Linked DNA regions of Mus musculus: region 2 is linked to region 1. Evidence: chromatin loops called from intact Hi-C (ENCODE). Cell type or tissue: heart. All regions are shown on one strand. Links, peaks and the distances in the headings refer to the core of each region. The heading gives the core; the rest is flanking DNA.

Region 1 (8,334 bases), core at 23-8,022:
CAAATATTCGTTGGGTTTATGTTGTTTTTGCAACTTGTGGGTAAAGTGAAAATTCACCTAGAAAGGATGTTTATGTAAGCCTGTTCTGAACAAGAAAATGAGACTGAAGAAAAGAGAAATAAGTGAATCTGATAGGAAATAGATTATATTGATGGGTGAAAACTTGGGGTGCAAGTATATACATTTTATACATATGTGTATATACATTTTTAAATGTAAAAATTAATACAATATCAATTAAAAAAAAAACAGCCTAGGAATACCCCACCCAACATGGATAGTTCAATTTTTAGTTTTGTTTTTTGGGGGGATGGGAAGGAATGGATATTGGTTTTTCAAGACAGGAGTTATGTTTGTAGCCCTGGCTGACCTGGAACTCTGTAGACCAGGCTGGCCTTGAACTCAGTGTCCACCTGCCTCTGCCTCCAAGTTCTGGGATTAAAGGCGTGCGTCACCACTGCCTATCTATTAGTGATTTTCTTTCAAGGATTTTTTTTTAATATACAATTTTTGTGCACTTATAATCTTAGTGCATATGCTTTAATTCTGGTATAAATCTGTTAGAAAAACCCTTCTCGTGCCTTCTGAGTTTTGGAGGGAGCATGTTTTAGGGTTAGTATTGTATGCCTGTTAACATTGGGCCTCTAGTTTTCATAGTGTTTCTGACTGAAGAATGTAGACATCAGCATGTTTTAAAGAGAGCTGAGGTAATGCTAACCTTAGGCAAACAACAACGAATTACACCGGGCAGGGCTTATATCTGAAAAAACTCCATGCTTTCTAATTATAAGGGAAATATATGAAGACGTTTTAAGGTATTGGGAATCATACAGGCTGAGAGTCCTTACGACTCAAATCCCTTTCAAACCTTGCTGCTGTATAGACCTCAGAAGACATTTAAGGATCCTAGAATGTGAAAAATATGAGAGACATTTCAGAGCATGTCTGGGCTAGCCTGGTGAGGTAGACCAGGAGTCCAAAAACAAAAGAAAATGCAGACTTCATGTGATGGTTTGTAAATGCTTGGCCCAGGGAGTGGCACTTTCAGGAGGTGTGGCCTTGTTGGAGTAGGTGTGTCACTGTGGGCATGAATTAAGACCCTCATCCTAGCTACCTGGAAGCCAGTCTTCTCCTAGCAGATGAAGATGTAGAACTCTCAGCTCCTCGTGCACCATGTCTGTCTGCTGCCATGCTCCTGCCTTGATGATGATGGACTCAAACTCTAAACCTGTAAGCCAGCCCCAACTAAATGTTGTCCTTATAAGAGTTGTCTTGGTCATGGTGCCTCTTCACAGCAATAAAACCCTAACTCAGACACTTTATCACTGTAGGGTCTGAGACATAATGAGAGAGCAAATTGTACTGTTTACTTTTCTGTTGCTGTGATAAAATACCAGGACCAAAAGCAACATAAGGAAAAGGCTTTATATTAGCTGGGGTTTCCAGAGGGCTAGAATCCTCATGGTGGGAAAGGCATGGTAACAGGAGCAGGAAGTTGGGTAGCCACATTTCTATCCAGTAAGCAAAAAGAGCAGGAACTAAGGTGAGACTATAAACCCTCAAAGCCCATTCCCCCCCCCCCCCAGTGACATACTTCCTCCAGCAACGGTTCACCTCCTGAAAGTTACATAACCTCCCCAAATAGCAGCACCAATGGGAGAACCACATGTTTAAGTATGTAAGCCTGTGGGAGACATTTTTCAATCAATCTACTGGTAACACAGCCTTAGGATCCCTAGTTCAATGTTCATTTAAAACATGATAAGATCTTTCTTATCATGGGGCATAAAGAGATGGATGGATAAGATGAAGAATAGGAAAAGGCACAGCATCTTCACAGGTTCAAGTCAGATGAGATCTCAGCACTGAAAGGACCCAGGCTTCCACCCTTCACCAAGAGGCTATTTGTAATTGAGACCAACTTGATAACTTGCTATGGGAAAAAAAAATAGTTTTAACCAGTGAATTCTCACTGAGTATATTAACCACACTTTAGATTGGACTCCATGCCTAGCATTAGTTGGCCAACACAAAACCAACTCAATGGTATTTTTTGTAGACTTTGTTGTTTGTTTGTTTGCTTTGTTTGGCCACTTTCTGTCTTATTGTCTCTTGCTTGTCTATTTTAGTTTCTCTCTCTCTCTCTCTCTCTCTCTCTCTCTCTCTCTCTCTCTCTCTGTGTGTGTGTGTGTGTGTGTGTGTGTGTGTGTGTGTGTGTTGGGCAGATGTGGAGGTAGGAGAGGATCTGGGAGGGAGGGGAAAAACAAAAACATCATCAGAATACATTATGTAGAGCCGGGCGTGGTGGCACATGCCCTTAATCCCAGCACTAGGAGGCAGAGGCAGGTGGATTTCTGTGTTCGAGGCCAGCCTGATCTACAGAGTGAGTTCCAGGACAGTCAAGGCTACACAGAGAAACCCTGTCTCAAAAAACCAAAAAAAAAAAAAATATATATATATATATATATATATATATATATATAATATAAAATCTGTTTTCAGTTATAAGATTCAAGATAGAAAGTTTAAAAAAGAAAGGGAAAAGGCAAGAGGAAAGGAGGAAGAAAGGGCAGGAAGGAGAAAGGAGAAGGCGGGGGAGCTGAGGGAGGAAGAGAGAGTGATCAGAAGAAATAGAAAAGAGTAAAGGAAGATTAAACAAACAAAAAAGGAAAGTAGACATCAGATTTCAGATGTGGTCAATGTTAAGAGTGAACTTGAAATTAGAGAGCACAGGGTCCTTGGGGGTAAATCAGCCCTCTGCAATTAGAAAAATCAAGCTATACAAAACATGTAAGCCCTTTTGTCTGGTTAGCAATTATATTTCCATGAGAAGAAGGCAACTCTAACGTTGTGGAAGGCAAAGGCGCTACTGTCCCATGTCAATGGCTACAACCCTTTCCCCTGGGGTTCTTATGTTTTTGATTCCCTGGCTGCAGTCTACACAGTAGATAAACTACCCAGAGTTGACAATAACAGAGAACTTCCACGTTCAGGCTTCACAATACCTGGCAGTTTCTAGCCACCCCCTTTTAGAAATTAGATGCACAGAAGAAGTAGGGGTGCCTTGCTGCAGAGAAACCCAAGTCAGCTATCTGGGCAGTAAGAAGTTAGTTATATCACTGAGGACCAAGTTACCTGCTATGTGAGCAAAGCCTTCTAGCACCCTGCAACTCTGTCTAGCTGCCTGGTGAATAAAGCCAAGTGAGTTTCCAGTAAAGCAGCCGATACTGTGTTTCTCATGAGGTGAAGCAGTTTGTCATGAAGCAGTAAATAACTGAAGTAGTTGTCTACAGCAGTAGCTACTTAGTATTTGTTATGAGCCTATGGTTTGCGTATATACGGTCTGTTGATCTGGACCAAGCCTGACTAAGCTCACTGGGACTTGCTTGTTCCTCTGAAAACAAAGGAGGGCTGGCTAGCCAAGGTGACCCCCGCTGGTGACTCAGCTCTTGCTACACATAGAAACCCTGTCTCAAAAAACCAGAGAGAGAGAGAGAGAGAGAGAGAGAGAGAGAGAGAGAGAGAGAGAGAGAAGTAAGGTGAGGCTATAAACCCTCAAAGCCCACCCCCAGTGATGTACTTCCTCCAGCAATGGTCTTTGTCTAGAGGTAGGTCTTGTTCTCCTGGGAATGGCAGAATTCCAAGAGCTGATACAGAAATGCACAGTTTTGAAGACTACCATTATATCATGAGTGTACTTACTCCATTGGCCAAAGTAGATCATGTGGTAGATTCCAGGAGGAAAAGCCTTGGATAGAGGGAAGCTATTACTTGGGAGCCATTATTGTTTTTGTTTTGTTGTTGTTGTTGTTGTTGTTATATCTGCTATAAGAAACATACATGTCTCCTCTGTATGGAAATAAATAATAATTTTAAGACTTTGTTTAAATGATTATTTTCTAGTTTTTAAATAGGTTTCACGATTTTTCTGGCCAAGTCACTATTGCTAGTGACATTGATGATCTTTCATTTCCAATAGAGGATGGCTTTCCTGAAATCCCACCGATATAAGTAGATCAGGAAGGATTGTTTTGTTTTGTTTTGTCTTTCATACATGGAACTAACAATGGGGTATAAGGCTCGTGGGGAAATTCTTAGAGTCCAGTTTCACCGTGTTATCTCTACAAATGTCCTGTAAGCAGTTGGCTTTGGGACTTCTCTACCAGAAGCCCAAGGTTGTTTGCCTGGGAGATTAGGTTCTAATGGAGAAAGCAGCTGTGCAGGATTGGGGTGTGGGAGTCTAACGCCTCTGAGCGCTTTTGATCCACTGAGAGGTCATTCAGATTTGGCTTCGCCTGTTTTCATATCCCCTATGGCATCGCCTCTCTGGGAAGCAAATCCACTTCCCACTCCTTGAAGTTCAGAGTGGAAGTCTGAGGCACGCGACAGGGAGACTGATTTCCCCAGCCCCAGATTCCAGCCAGCCCGCGACTCAGAGCGGTGAGATGCTGCCCCCTATACAGTGATTCACAGCAGTTGGTTGCAAGGTTCTTTGATCTTTGATCCGCTGCTCTTTCTCTGCTGCCCCCTCCACTGGCCCCATCTTGAACTCTGTTAAGTCAGTATTGCTGTTACTTTTTGTTCAAGGACTAAGAGTAAGGAAAACTGTGTCCTCGCCTGTGAGTTACTGGATGTCTTAGGGCTACGGTTTTCTCATCTGAAAAGCGTGCAAGCTGGACCACACACATGTTCTTACTCTGTGCTTTAATAAGTCCAGAATGCTTGGACCCAAGTCCTAAGTTAGTGATGCCTTAAATCGCTAGTAGCGGCCACACACACCTGGAAGAACACTGGAGATACCGTCCCTAACAATACACATCTATTTGATTTGTCAGCTTTACGTGAATAAAACTTTAAGAACAATGCATTTTTTGTTATAAAGGAATTTTTATGCTTCATTCCAGGGTGATACTAAACCACCACAAATTCACTCGAGTTGGGGTTGGGGGTGGGGTTGTTAAAAGATTTCAAAACTGCCTGCAGGTGCTCTTTGTAGAGCCTCAAGGGAGTGTCCTCAAGCAAGGGTCATCAAATGCTGGTCTTCCTCTGACAGAACGCAAGTTTTCTTTCCCACAAGTGTTTTGTTTTGTCTGAGGAGGGGAAAGTGGAAGGAAGTGATAAAGCTGAACTGTACCACTTGCTTCGACCCAACTGGGAGGGAGTCGCTCTCTTCCTGTGCCTGTTAGATAAATTTAATTTTAGCGTTCAGAACAGCACAACTCCAAACGGATCCTTAGATCTAGCCCCTACCCTCTTCGAAGCTAAACTAACCTAGTGAGATTCCAAGTGGCTCCAGCAGGCGCGCCCCCATTGTAGCTCAATGGCGCGGGACCCCTCACTAGCCCATCCCTAACCTGTTGGATAGATCGTCCTTCTTGAGAGCACCTGCTATCCTTAGAAGGGAGACAAGTGTGGTCTCAGAACCTTTGCGCGTCCCTTCCTGATAAAGGGGGTATAGGGGAGGGCTCTGCTTGCTTAAGTGCTGGCTCCTCAAGGAAGAGGAGTCAAGTCTGGCATTGCCCGACTGGTGGCCAGGGACACTGGCAGCGGCACGCCCTACCCCAACACAGTCCACAGCAGTGAGGCTTCGAGACTCTGAGAAGCTCCCAGAAGCTCTGGAGCTTTGGAGGATCCCGCTAATCTCAGGGAGCCGCTTCACCCCTGCTCTGAGTCCTGGCTGCACAGTGGCCCGGGCGCACAATCTCCCACGCACCGACTAGAGCGTTAGGTCCGACTGCGGGCTGCTCTGCTGCTGCAAACCGGTCTGGCTTCCTTGCAGGGCGTGCGGGACAGAGCAGAGGGTGGAGAGAAAAGGGGAAGAGCCTGGGCGGCCGGCGGGCGGGGCCTGCAGCCTCCCGGAGTCGCGGCCGCCGTGCAGCCTGCTCGCTGCCCGCCCCGCTCGGACTCCGGCGCGCCGTGCGGGGGCCCGTGGCTGCGGGGCACCGCCACTCCTCGGCCTCCATCCCCCGATCTCGCCTCGCCGCGCCACCCGGCGCTGTCTGGTCCTAGTGGTCCGCTTGCCGTTCTGCCGACCAGAGGAGCGGCGGGAAGGAAGGGGAACGCGGGGACACGCACACCGGCCGCGGCGCGCGCGCATTGCACACTCGCAGCCGCGCGTCCCCGTCGCCGCGCGTCCGAGCCCAGTGTGGCCCCGCGGCAGGGCCCGGCACCTGCCCGCCCCCCCACCCCACCCCCCGGCGCTGCTCCGGCTCCGCCCCGCCCGCCGCCCGCCGCCCGCTGCAGCCACCGGAGAACCCACGACATCCCGACAACTTGCCCGCGGTGGCGCAACTGGTCTCGGCCGCCAAGGCTCCAGCACGCCGGCCGAAGGAGGTAAGTTTCCTGCGCGTCCCCGGCAACCCTGCCTACACCCTCCCTTGCCGCCGCGCCTGAGGCTCTGTGTGTCTCTGCTGGGACCTGACCTGCTCTCCACCTTTCCACTTTGCCTGTCCAAGTTGTGCTGGGGGTGACATGGAGGGGGCGCCCGTGGTCGTCAAACCAGGACCTTCGCTCCTCGGGGGCCACAGCTGCGCAGTCCCCGTGGGCACCGACCGCCTCGCTACCCTGATCCCTAGGGCCGCAGTGACACCCAGTGATCCCTCGGGCTCACTTAAGTCAGAGACCCCTCCCTCGTTTCTGGGGAACCTGCTGAGTTTTGTTGCAGCAGGAGAGGTGTCTCCGTCATTCTCCCCTGCTTCTAAACAGCAGCGAACTTGTTAGGCGCCCCCCGGGATGTACAGAGGGGCTTCCACGAGTGGCGTTCTGCTTGATTTCTGGCTCTGGCGCCGGGTGGAACAGGTGAACTACAGTTCCAGCCTGAAAACAGCCGCCGACTTTTACAGTCCCCTGTCTTCAATGGCCCTGTCAATGTGACGATTCAACATCTGGGGCGGGGGTGGGGGGTGGCGGGGGGGATGGGGAGAGCGCTGGAGTTGGACTTGCCACTCTGGTGCCAGGAGTCGTCAGAACCGAAGACAACAAACGTCTGCTTATCTCTCATCTATGCAGATGAGCATGTTCTCATTTCTTACCCCCACCCTCTCAAGCCGGCTGTCTGCTGTGCACAGCACGCTTGGGTAGAAACCTGTTCCAGAGAAGTTGTTTGGGTAGTCAGTGAATTTGTTCTTCATGTCTACTGAAGTCAGGACTTTGAACAGGATCTGCTATTTACTATGATGCTATGTAAAGGAAGCGCATGCTGACTCTCAAGTAGCCATCCCCCCCACCCCCCCCACCCCCGCCTCTGCCCTGGCTCTGCCCCTTGATGGCATTCTCAGCCTGGTAGAGGTCCCCCTGTAAAATGAATGGTCCATAAGGACTGAGACCTGATTAATCTGATCTAAGAAGTAGTCCGAGGCTGTTCTCTTGAACTTAGCTGTAAAGGGCCCCTTTCACCTCTCTTCCGGGAGACTTCCCTCTTGTTCTGTGTAGAGGCTGTAGTGTTTTTGCAGTCGTTGGAGTAGATCAAAGTCCAAGGATTGGTTTTCCTTAGACTCCAGTGTGATGGGGGTTCATGGAAGCTTCTGTCAGAGGGCTGCCCACTGAAAGGCAAAACAGAAAAACAAAAACAAAAACTTACCCAACCAAGTTCAAGGTTGAGCCTTAAGTGTCCTGTGCGATCTCTAAGCTGAAGAAAATGCTGGGTTCTGTGTACAAAGGTGGAGGACCCCCCCCCCCCAGGATGCATGGGAAGTGCAGCCATCCTTGGGCAGGAAAGTTGAACAGTGCTTACAGATAAAGCCATATTACATTTTTATCCAAACTAAGAAAACTGGAGGGACTGGGGGGGAAAAAAAACCCACCTAATATTTGCATCAGTGTCTTGCAATTTTTAATTGCTTTTCAGTATGCTCATCTTATTTCAACCACTTCTGAGGGAGGTGTGGTGAAGATGCTTATCATAGGTTTAGAGGAGGCATGGGGGACTCGGATTCTGGGGTTTATCACAGTGACAATCGGTCCTTCCAGTTAAAGCCAGCCTTGCTGTCCCTCATTCAGAGCCAGCCCTGTACTAGTGAAGTCTTCTTTTCTTTAATGGCTAGATTTGTCGTCTCCTCACAGTGGTCAGTTCGACCTCCTTGTGATTTGATGCTCACATTTTGCAGATGTGGGGAAACTCGGGGGTCAGGCCATCATGAGAGTTTTACATCACTTCTCGAACCCTGAGTGGATGGTCCAAGAGGGAGAGTTCATCTAATCGCCTGACAGTTTGTTGCTTTGTGTTTTCTGTCATTGTCCCACTTCTGATTAGATGAGGTCACTCTGTTCAGTGAGCTGGTTGGTGAACTGGGCTGTAGCTCTGACACAGCCTTTGTGCCAGACCATACGCTGAGC
Region 2 (8,334 bases), core at 95-8,094, 100 kb after region 1:
GCCTAGGTTGGAGCAACCTAGCAAGAAGTTGCCTCAGAGAGGGGAAAAAAATTATATGTGAGAGAGCCAATCTTCCCATAAGTTTTATTTGAAAAGACATTTGAGTGGAATGTAATACATTTACCAAGGAGGTAAAAATACAAAAACTACTGGAAACTACAAAACATTGATAAGAGAAACTAATGACTGTATAAATGAATGGAAATTTGTCTCATGTTCACATCTTAGAAAAGTCAATATGACTTAGATGTCTGTATCGCCCAAAGTGATCTTCAAACTCAATCCAGCCCTTCTCCAAATTCCAATGGAATTTTATAGAAATTAGAGTATCCTAAAAATCTTAAGGATCTCAGATATACAAAGCAATTTTTAAAAAATGGAGTCATCTCACTTTCTGACTTCAAAGTGTATTGCATACAACAGTAGTTGAAGCAGTATGGCACTGACATAACAACAGACACAGAGACCTATGCGATGGAATAAGACTCCAGAAACAAACCCAGGTCAGCTGGTCCTCAGCTAAGATGCTGGAAGTTCACTCTAGGGGAGAAATAATGTATTCAGCAATTTGCAGCAGGAAACCTGAGTATCTGTATGCAAAAGAATAAAGCTTACATTATACATGGAAAGCAACTCAGTATAAAATCTTAATAAGATCCCAGAAAATGTAAGATTCCTAGAAAAAAATAAGTAAAGAATCATGAAATAGGTCTTACCGTGGTTTATTAAATATGGCTCAAGAGGAGAACAACATCAAATTTAGCTTTTGTCTAACAAAGGAAACCACCAGCAGCATGTGACGGGAACCCACATCATGCAGGTTAAGGGGGAAACCCTTGGCAAACATACCTGATGTGGGATTTGATCTGAAATGAGTGACGGGGTAGAACTGAATGGAAGAGAAAGCTGTTACCTTAGGGTGTCCAGAAAGCATGGAAAGGAGACTCTATAAATCAATAGCCAATGTAAGGATGACCTAGAGTTTAAAATCACAGAACACATTTGTCCCTGTCAGTTCCTTTAAGGAAATAAAAATGATGCTTGATGTGGGTGAAGATACTTCAAATTGTCAGTTAGAGCCTGAGGCTCATGGCTAAGTTCTTCCTTTCTTCCAAACTGTAGGAGTTGCCATGGCTCTATAGTAAGATTACAACGTTATCCCTGCTATATACTGCAGTAGGCCACGTGAAAGACATGGATTGAGTCAGGGTAGACTGATTCTCATTGGAGACAAGAGCAAAAATCCAGAAACAGCTTTCCAGTTAAAGATCGCTTTGCTTGGAGCTTGTAAATACATGCCTGTAGAGTCATTAGAGGTTATTTCCTGTGCTAAAAATTTTTGAGATCTTCGCAAAATCAATAGGAAGCCACTCCAGGAGTTGAGAGAAAGATGGGGTACATTTTGCATTACAGAAAAGTCCCTTTTAGTAGTAGCTGTCCCAGACAGGTAGACTAGTTAGGAGTCTAAGGAAATCATCCATGGAAGAAATGATGTGGTTTTTAATCCAGAGGGTAGCAGGAAAATGCAGAGAAAGTTTAGGTTAAAGAATATTACAACGATGGGTTGGGAAAAGTTGATTGATCAAGTGCTGTGTTAAAGACGAGTTCTGAGGGCTTTTGGCTTGGGTGTCTGTAGCAGGATAGGATATGGCTAGCTGGGATGGAGTTCAATTAATTTATCACACCTGTAAGACAAATAGGAACCCTGCAAGCAGCTATGTCTATACAGCCTGAGCTCTGAAAAGGGTGTGGGTTCAGGAGTATCTGAGGGTCATTTCCTATAGATTACAGTTGAACCCATTGCTAGTGGGGATTATGCAGAGAGTGGTTAGGGGAGGGGAGGGGAAGAGAGACTACTGGAAGACTGAAGAGCATTGAGTATTAGAGAAAAATAGAGAGGGAGGGGAGGAAGAGAGAGAGAACTTGCCAAAGACATGAGAAAGATGAGAAATGTTCTGAGAACTCGAGGGTGGGTTGAACATAAGTAGTCCTTGCTGTATCTTCTCTGAAGTCGCCCCTCCATAGAGGATGGAAAGCTTATGGCAAGGGTCTAAGATGCTGATAAAGCTTGCTTGCCTCTAGAACTCCTCAGACTTAAGCATCAGTACCTCAGTAACTGAGAATGTCAACTCTCCTCCCATAAGGAGCAGATGAGAAACACCTGGGTAATATTAGGGTAGGCAAAGGACAGCATTGGTGTGACTGGTAACCAATGGAGTTTGGACCCTTAGTAGAAGAGGACCAATTGTTTAAGGAGTCAATCCAAATTTGAGAGCTTGCAGGCTACTCTGAGCGCCAGTACCCCAGAGAACGCAGGGAAGATCCTGAATGAGAAGAGCAAACGAGCCTACTTGTATCCCTGCCATGGCCATGGGAATGCAGCTTGAGGCTTTCTTGTCAGTAAGTCTGGGAGGGTGACAAAGACTATCCATTAGTCCTTTGATGATTTTGACCTTAAATGTAAGGAGAGTGAGACAAGTCTGGAGCTTGGAAGCAGGATCAGCAAGCAGAAAGGGAACATGGAGTAAGGGTTCCTAGAGTTAAATTCTTATGTCTTCTGGTTGAAGAGCCCTATGAGAGGAAGAGGCTCAAGGCTATGGGAAAAAAGCATGTCCAATGGGAGAAGACTCAAACAGATGTGTGTTAGGGAGTATGTTGGCCACTTTTGTGTCACAGTGACGAAGTTACCCGAACTAGACAACTAAAAAGGCTTATTTTCAGAAATTTCAGGATTGGCCTGCTTGCTCCATTGTTGCGGGCCTGACAAGCACATGCTAGAGCAAAGCAGCTGATTTCATGTTGGCCAGAAAGCTAGGACAAGATACACTTCAAAGTCATGCCCCAGGGACCTCCTTCCTTCCAACCACACTCCACCTCATACCTCCCATCACCTCCCAATGATGCCATCATATCATGAAACCATCAAGGGACTCATCTGCTGATTATCTCCGAGTCCCCAGGATCCAATCACCTCTCAGTGCTTGGATCCACCATCAGGAGGCCAAGCCTTCAGTATATAAGACTTTGAAAGTGGAACTCACCATAGCTACCATGAAAGAGCCAGCAAAGCATACCTAGCCATGAGAACAGAGACCATGGACCAAAAAGAATGGGTGTGGTCCCCGAGGCCACATGAAGGCAGGATAGTAAACAAAAGGACCATCATTCCTCTGTGAAGCAGGAGCAGGATGCAGTTATCATGCAGGAGGCTTAAGGAGAAAAATGGGGTGGTCCATGGCAGGACTAGCAGACTGATAAGCAGGAGAACTTTGAACCACTGCATTGACCACGTTGGCACTAACATTGTGATCTTTGAAAAGTCATTTAGCCTCTCAGTTGCTTCTGTGTTCCCTGTAACCAAGCAGTGAGCTATAACTTTGGGTTATTGAAGGGATTCCATGAGTTAATCCACACCATACAAGAGTGCTATTGCCTGTAACTGTCATTATTGGTAGATCTGAGAGTGACTGCAGTCTAGGGTGAACCTAGCACCTATCTAGGTGAGTTGGGGGTGGGGAGTGTTGACCTGGGGAGGGTGATCTTAGCAAAGGAAGTGATGTGTTCTGCTGGGAAGTCCTCAGAAGAGAGAAGCACTCAAGATTGGCTCACCAGGTCATTGAGAGGCTGCTTCAAGGAACGCAAACACACTGGAGGCTCAAGGCAAGAGTCCGCTAAGAACCTGCCATGCTGTAAAAGAGTGAGCTCTTAGGAATGTTGTTGACAGGAAGCCTAGGAAGCCAGAGAGCCATCTATATATAAGCTCTTTGCCCTGAGTGGGCTGTGTAGCAGAGAGGGTGGCTGGGCAGAGCATGGTAGCATGCTGTACAGAGCCTCATGTGTTCTGGGGACTTAGGAGCAGTGATTGGATCACTCTTGCCCTCTGCTCATTCTCCACACAAGAGTGGCCCACAACTAGCAATAACACTGAATGTACAGAACAGGTGCTACTTGCCAGTGACGCATCTGGTCTGTGGATGTTGGGCACTCCTCCCAATGCTGGCACAGGGCACAGCTCTGTTTCTGACTCTCAGATGACGATGCTGTGGCACAGAAATGGAGCTGTTTGGCTGAGCCATGCAGCTTGGGGGTTGGGAGCGGGGCGGTGCCATTATTAAAGCTGGCAATGTGGCTGCACAGACTGTCTCAGCCACCCAGCTAGCATACTTTGTCCTGTTTTATAAATGGAGTTACAGGTGGAGGTGGAGCTGATGCCAGGATTGTTCTAGCGCGTGGAGAGTCTGTCTCTGTCTCAAGTTAAAGGGGGTTTGACTGTAAGCGTGAGAGGCTTACAAAGAACTCTGAAGAGTGATGCACGCATTATAGACCCAAGGCCCTCCCAACCCAGCAGCTAGCTAGGAAGAATGGTTTGACATAGCCCTGCTGCAAGGACATAGGGCTCTGTCTGTCTTTCTACAGTCTGTGATTCCAGCTTAGCCCTGCCTCCGCAGGACCTGACATGTTGTAGAGGTTCTAAAGAAACACAGATGTGCTGCCTTAGCCTAAGCCGAGTCCCTCCTCCACTCTCATCTGCCAGATTGGGCAGTGGTAAGAGTTACCTCTGGGCAGAGAGAAAGATTCTCTCTCGGGAACCCTACAGCCTTCAGTAGTCAGTAAAGCTTGAAATCCTACAGACGTCCGACTTGAACCCATGCTTCCCAGCCCCAAACAGACAGAGCCCAGAGGCAGAGCTGTTCCCACTGCCCACCCATCATGGGCTTTCTTCCTTTGTGTCCTCAGATGGATTCAGAACTTTGGAGTTTCACCTCAACACTACCACAGAAGTTTCCAACTGCACTCTAAAGCTGGTCTTCCATTATATCTTTTCTGCTCTTAAGAGAAGGTTTTTTTTTAAACAGATATACTTTATGTGTGAAGTATGTGGCTGCCCCCCAAGGCCACATACAAGGTCAGCAACTGACCACTCGCTCAGCTTGACCCACCCTGAAGGTCAAGATCGTCCTTCCAAGGTCAGGCCCCTTCCTGCCCCACTGACAGCCTTTGTAACCTGCTCTGGCATCCTGTAGCTCTTTGGGGCTGCAAACTCTGGATCTCTGTCACCTCCCTCATCTCCACACTTTCCAGTTCTGCCTCCTTTTGGCCTTGATTTCTTCAATTCAGTCTCTGGTTCATTGACTCATTCAGCCCCTGGCATGTCTCAAACCTACACAGAGCCAAGCACATGTCAAATGCTCTGTCGAAATTTTAATAGTCAGTGATTAGTAACTGATTTGTGATTTATTGGCCTGGATTGATTGATTGGTTTGTTTGTTTGTTTGTTTTGGCATTTAAATTTTTACTGCATTTTTTAGAACATTACACATAAGCCCTCTGACTGTGATGACCGAAGTTAGAGGCAAAGCCAAGTGGAGGCATTAGCTCCTAATCCTGCTAAAGACATCCTAGTTATTACATGCACTTGTGTTTTGGCTTTTCATTTGGGTTCCTTGACAACGGGCACTTTCTTTCCCTTTGTTGTAATCCCCAGTGGGCCTTGTGTAAAGGAGCCCTGAAGTAGGTGACGAGTGAGGTGTCCTTGCGGAGGAACACACCTTAAGTCGTCCTTCTTATACTTCTTTCCCTCTAACTAGATATTTACATTTGTGCATGGTTCAAACTCACTTTTGTTCATTTATTGCCTGTTGCACTGGTTAGTTTTATGTCGATTCGACACACACTTGAGTTTAGAGAACTTCATTCAGTTCAGGATAGGCTCTCAGCGCTGGAGAGGTGGCTCAGTGGTTAAGAGCACCGACTGCTCTTCAGAGCAGAGGTCCTGAGTTCAATTCCCAGCAACCACATGGTGGCTCACAACCATCTATAATGGGATCTGATGCCCACTCTTTTGTGTGTGAAGACAGCCACACTGTACTCATAAAAATAAATAAATCTTGAAAAAGAAAGAAGAAAAAGGATAGGCTCCCACCAAATTGGCCCATAGGCTCCCACCAAATTGGCCCATTCTCTTGATTACTGATTGATGTTGGAGGCGTAGCCTGTTGTGGATGGGGCCACCCCTAGGCAGGTGCTCCCTGATAATATAAGAAAGCAAACTGAGCAAGGCAGTAAGCAGTACTCCTCCATGGTCTGCACTACAGTCCCTGCCTCCAGGTTCCTGCCCTGCCTGGGGTCCTGCCCTGACTTCCCCTAGTGATGGACTATGACCCAATAGGATGAAAATAAGCCTTTTTTCTCTCCCAATTTACTTTTGGTCTTGTAGTTTTATCACAGCAATAAAAACCTCAACTAAGATAACAGTCAAGTTTATTATTAGCCCCGAGTCATAGGAAAACACTAAAAATTTCCCAGTTCAACATTTCCCTCCTGCATATTGTTTCCCTTCCCATAACTACATTTTTCATCCTCTCCCGCAAATGTCTTTCCAACTCCCCCACTGTGTTCTTTCAGACTTCCCACCAGGCAGAGGCTCTGACAACTGGTTCATTAGAAATTCTTTGGGGTCATGGACCAACTAACTATCTTTTATCGTAATCTTCTGGCCTGTGGGAGGCTATGCTGCTTTGCCTTTCTCAATAGAAGACAAACCCATCCTATAAGTACTTTGTAGACTGCATCAGGAGCAGAGCCAGGCAGAAGACCTGGTTATTTAACTCTAAGACCAAACATTTGTCTTCTGCTTATAACTGACTTTATATGCCTGTGGTTTGTCCTTGAGCAATTTCTGGGGCATGGACACTTAAGGGGGCATCAAAAGCAAAGTGTAGAAGGCAAAGAAATGAGAAGATACACCATACTATAAAGATTTGATACTTTGAAATCAGTCATTGGTCAAATGTCATATAAGAAGTGAATGCGAGAACATAGAAGAATTATATGGGAGGAGTCACCATTTGAGGTTTGTTGTGATTATCCCCCAGGGGGGACTGGGAAGATATTTTTTAAAGATATTTTAATGTTAATATATGCCTTTCCTACATGCCATGGCTTTATATGTATTTACTCTCCTGACTTTTCTTCCTCCATCTGGCATGCCAGCCAAGTGCGCACAAACACATTAGGTCTTTGTGTATTTAGGATTTAAAAGCGAGGTTGGGGAATATCCGGCTGTGGTGGTGTTTCCATGAGAGACCGAGCGCGATGCTGGTCAGAGGACAGCACATGACTCGTAGCTGTTTGTGCCAGCAAGTTTCTTCTGTCGGTTGCTTGTGGTGAAACGGCTTTGAAAGGGCTTATGAATTCTTTCGGCATAACCTTTGTTGGGAAAATGAATTACAAGTGGTTCGTTTTATGCCGAGCCTTTTGTTATCACCATTTAAAGCCATCCTGTTTGTTCACTTTGTGAGAGCTATTCTGCGGGCTGATGAATGTGTTTTATGAGAGAATAGAAGAGCCTGCAATTTGTTTTGATTGATCTTCATTTGGATTCAAAGAGAGCAGGTGCTGCCGTTTGGAATTGGTTTTGGCAGTGGCTCGGTTATATAAATATTAGAAATACAGACCAAAGCTTCTTTTAAATTATCTTTCTCCATAATGTAGGAGAGCTTTACGTTGAGTATTAAACCCTGTGGTTCTATTTTTACAACTTCTCATATAAACATGTTACATACCATATGTTTGAACATATGTATGTATATGTGGGCTCCATTGTGCAGATGTATAGCATGCAGATTTTCCATACTTCTTTAAAAGTGTATGCAGATATTATTCTCTCTCTTTTTTATTATTCACTTAAAAAATCTAAGAATGTGATTTCTGAATATAACAAGACGCTTTATTTTTTTTCTTCTAGTCTGAAAAGTGTAGACAGTTCTAGCTTTAGAAATTATGTCAAGGGTTGTTTTCAGTTGAGTGTGGTTTTTGTTGCTAATCTTTAAGCCTTCGAGAGTGACCCATTGGAGTTTTAAATCTTTTTTTCCCTGCTTTTCTGCATCTTTGTTATTGTTGTTTGTTCCCAAAAGCCCCATTGAGGGCTGCTGTGCCTCTCCTCAAACACATGGGGCAGATTATGGAAGTACTCCCTTTCCAGCTAGACTATGTACTTGCCCACATAGCTGCTCTCATCTTGTCCTCTGCAAACCGCCTTTGTTCAATGTCTGTGCTCCTCAGATAAGCAAATGGAACGTTCTGTGACACCCCCCCCCCTAGACTGGACTGACCCAGTTCCTCCTGCAAAAATCCAGAGCAGAGCTCATGGCTCACTGTGTCTGAGCTGTCTGCATTCCTCTCTCCCTCCCTCCCTCTCTCCTTCCATCCCACTGTGGTGATTTCCTAGTGAATTAGGCCCTGTCTTTGTCCTTATGGCCCCAGAGCCAGGCTCACTACCTGACATGTGATACTCATTAAACGTTTATTGAAAGAATGGGATTATTTGTTGTT

What was found. Hi-C counts contacts between places; a loop is a spot of excess contacts. Peaks named below come from ENCODE experiments on the same cell type or tissue, not always from the same donor. Only the 100,000 strongest peaks of a DNase experiment are listed, where the experiment ranks them.
Region 2: it touches region 1 in a loop (2.4-fold over the local background); 1 of 42 quality-filtered maps calls a loop at or near these places.

The regions. Positions count from the first base shown.
Region 1 is chr19:24,553,764-24,562,097 of GRCm38, reverse strand. Pip5k1b (phosphatidylinositol-4-phosphate 5-kinase, type 1 beta) reads left to right here and starts at 6,226. Exons shown (of 15, transcript NM_008846.3): 1 at 6,226-6,333. It overlaps Gm50341 (predicted gene, 50341), which reads right to left and starts at 5,766. Exons shown (of 2, transcript NR_169181.1): 1 at 5,714-5,766; 2 at 4,688-5,090. In heart, for the core only: CTCF peaks have their summits at 4,464 and 6,488; DNase peaks (open chromatin) are centred at 5,837 and 6,407; H3K4me3 peaks cover 3,898 bases; H3K27ac peaks cover 3,951 bases.
Region 2 is chr19:24,452,441-24,460,774 of GRCm38, reverse strand. The region is part of intron 1 of Pip5k1b (phosphatidylinositol-4-phosphate 5-kinase, type 1 beta); the gene reads left to right. Among named protein-coding and RNA genes, the nearest start is that of Fam122a, 21 kb to the left of the region's middle. In heart, for the core only: a CTCF peak has its summit at 7,944; no DNase peak of the experiment used is centred there; H3K27ac peaks cover 2,655 bases.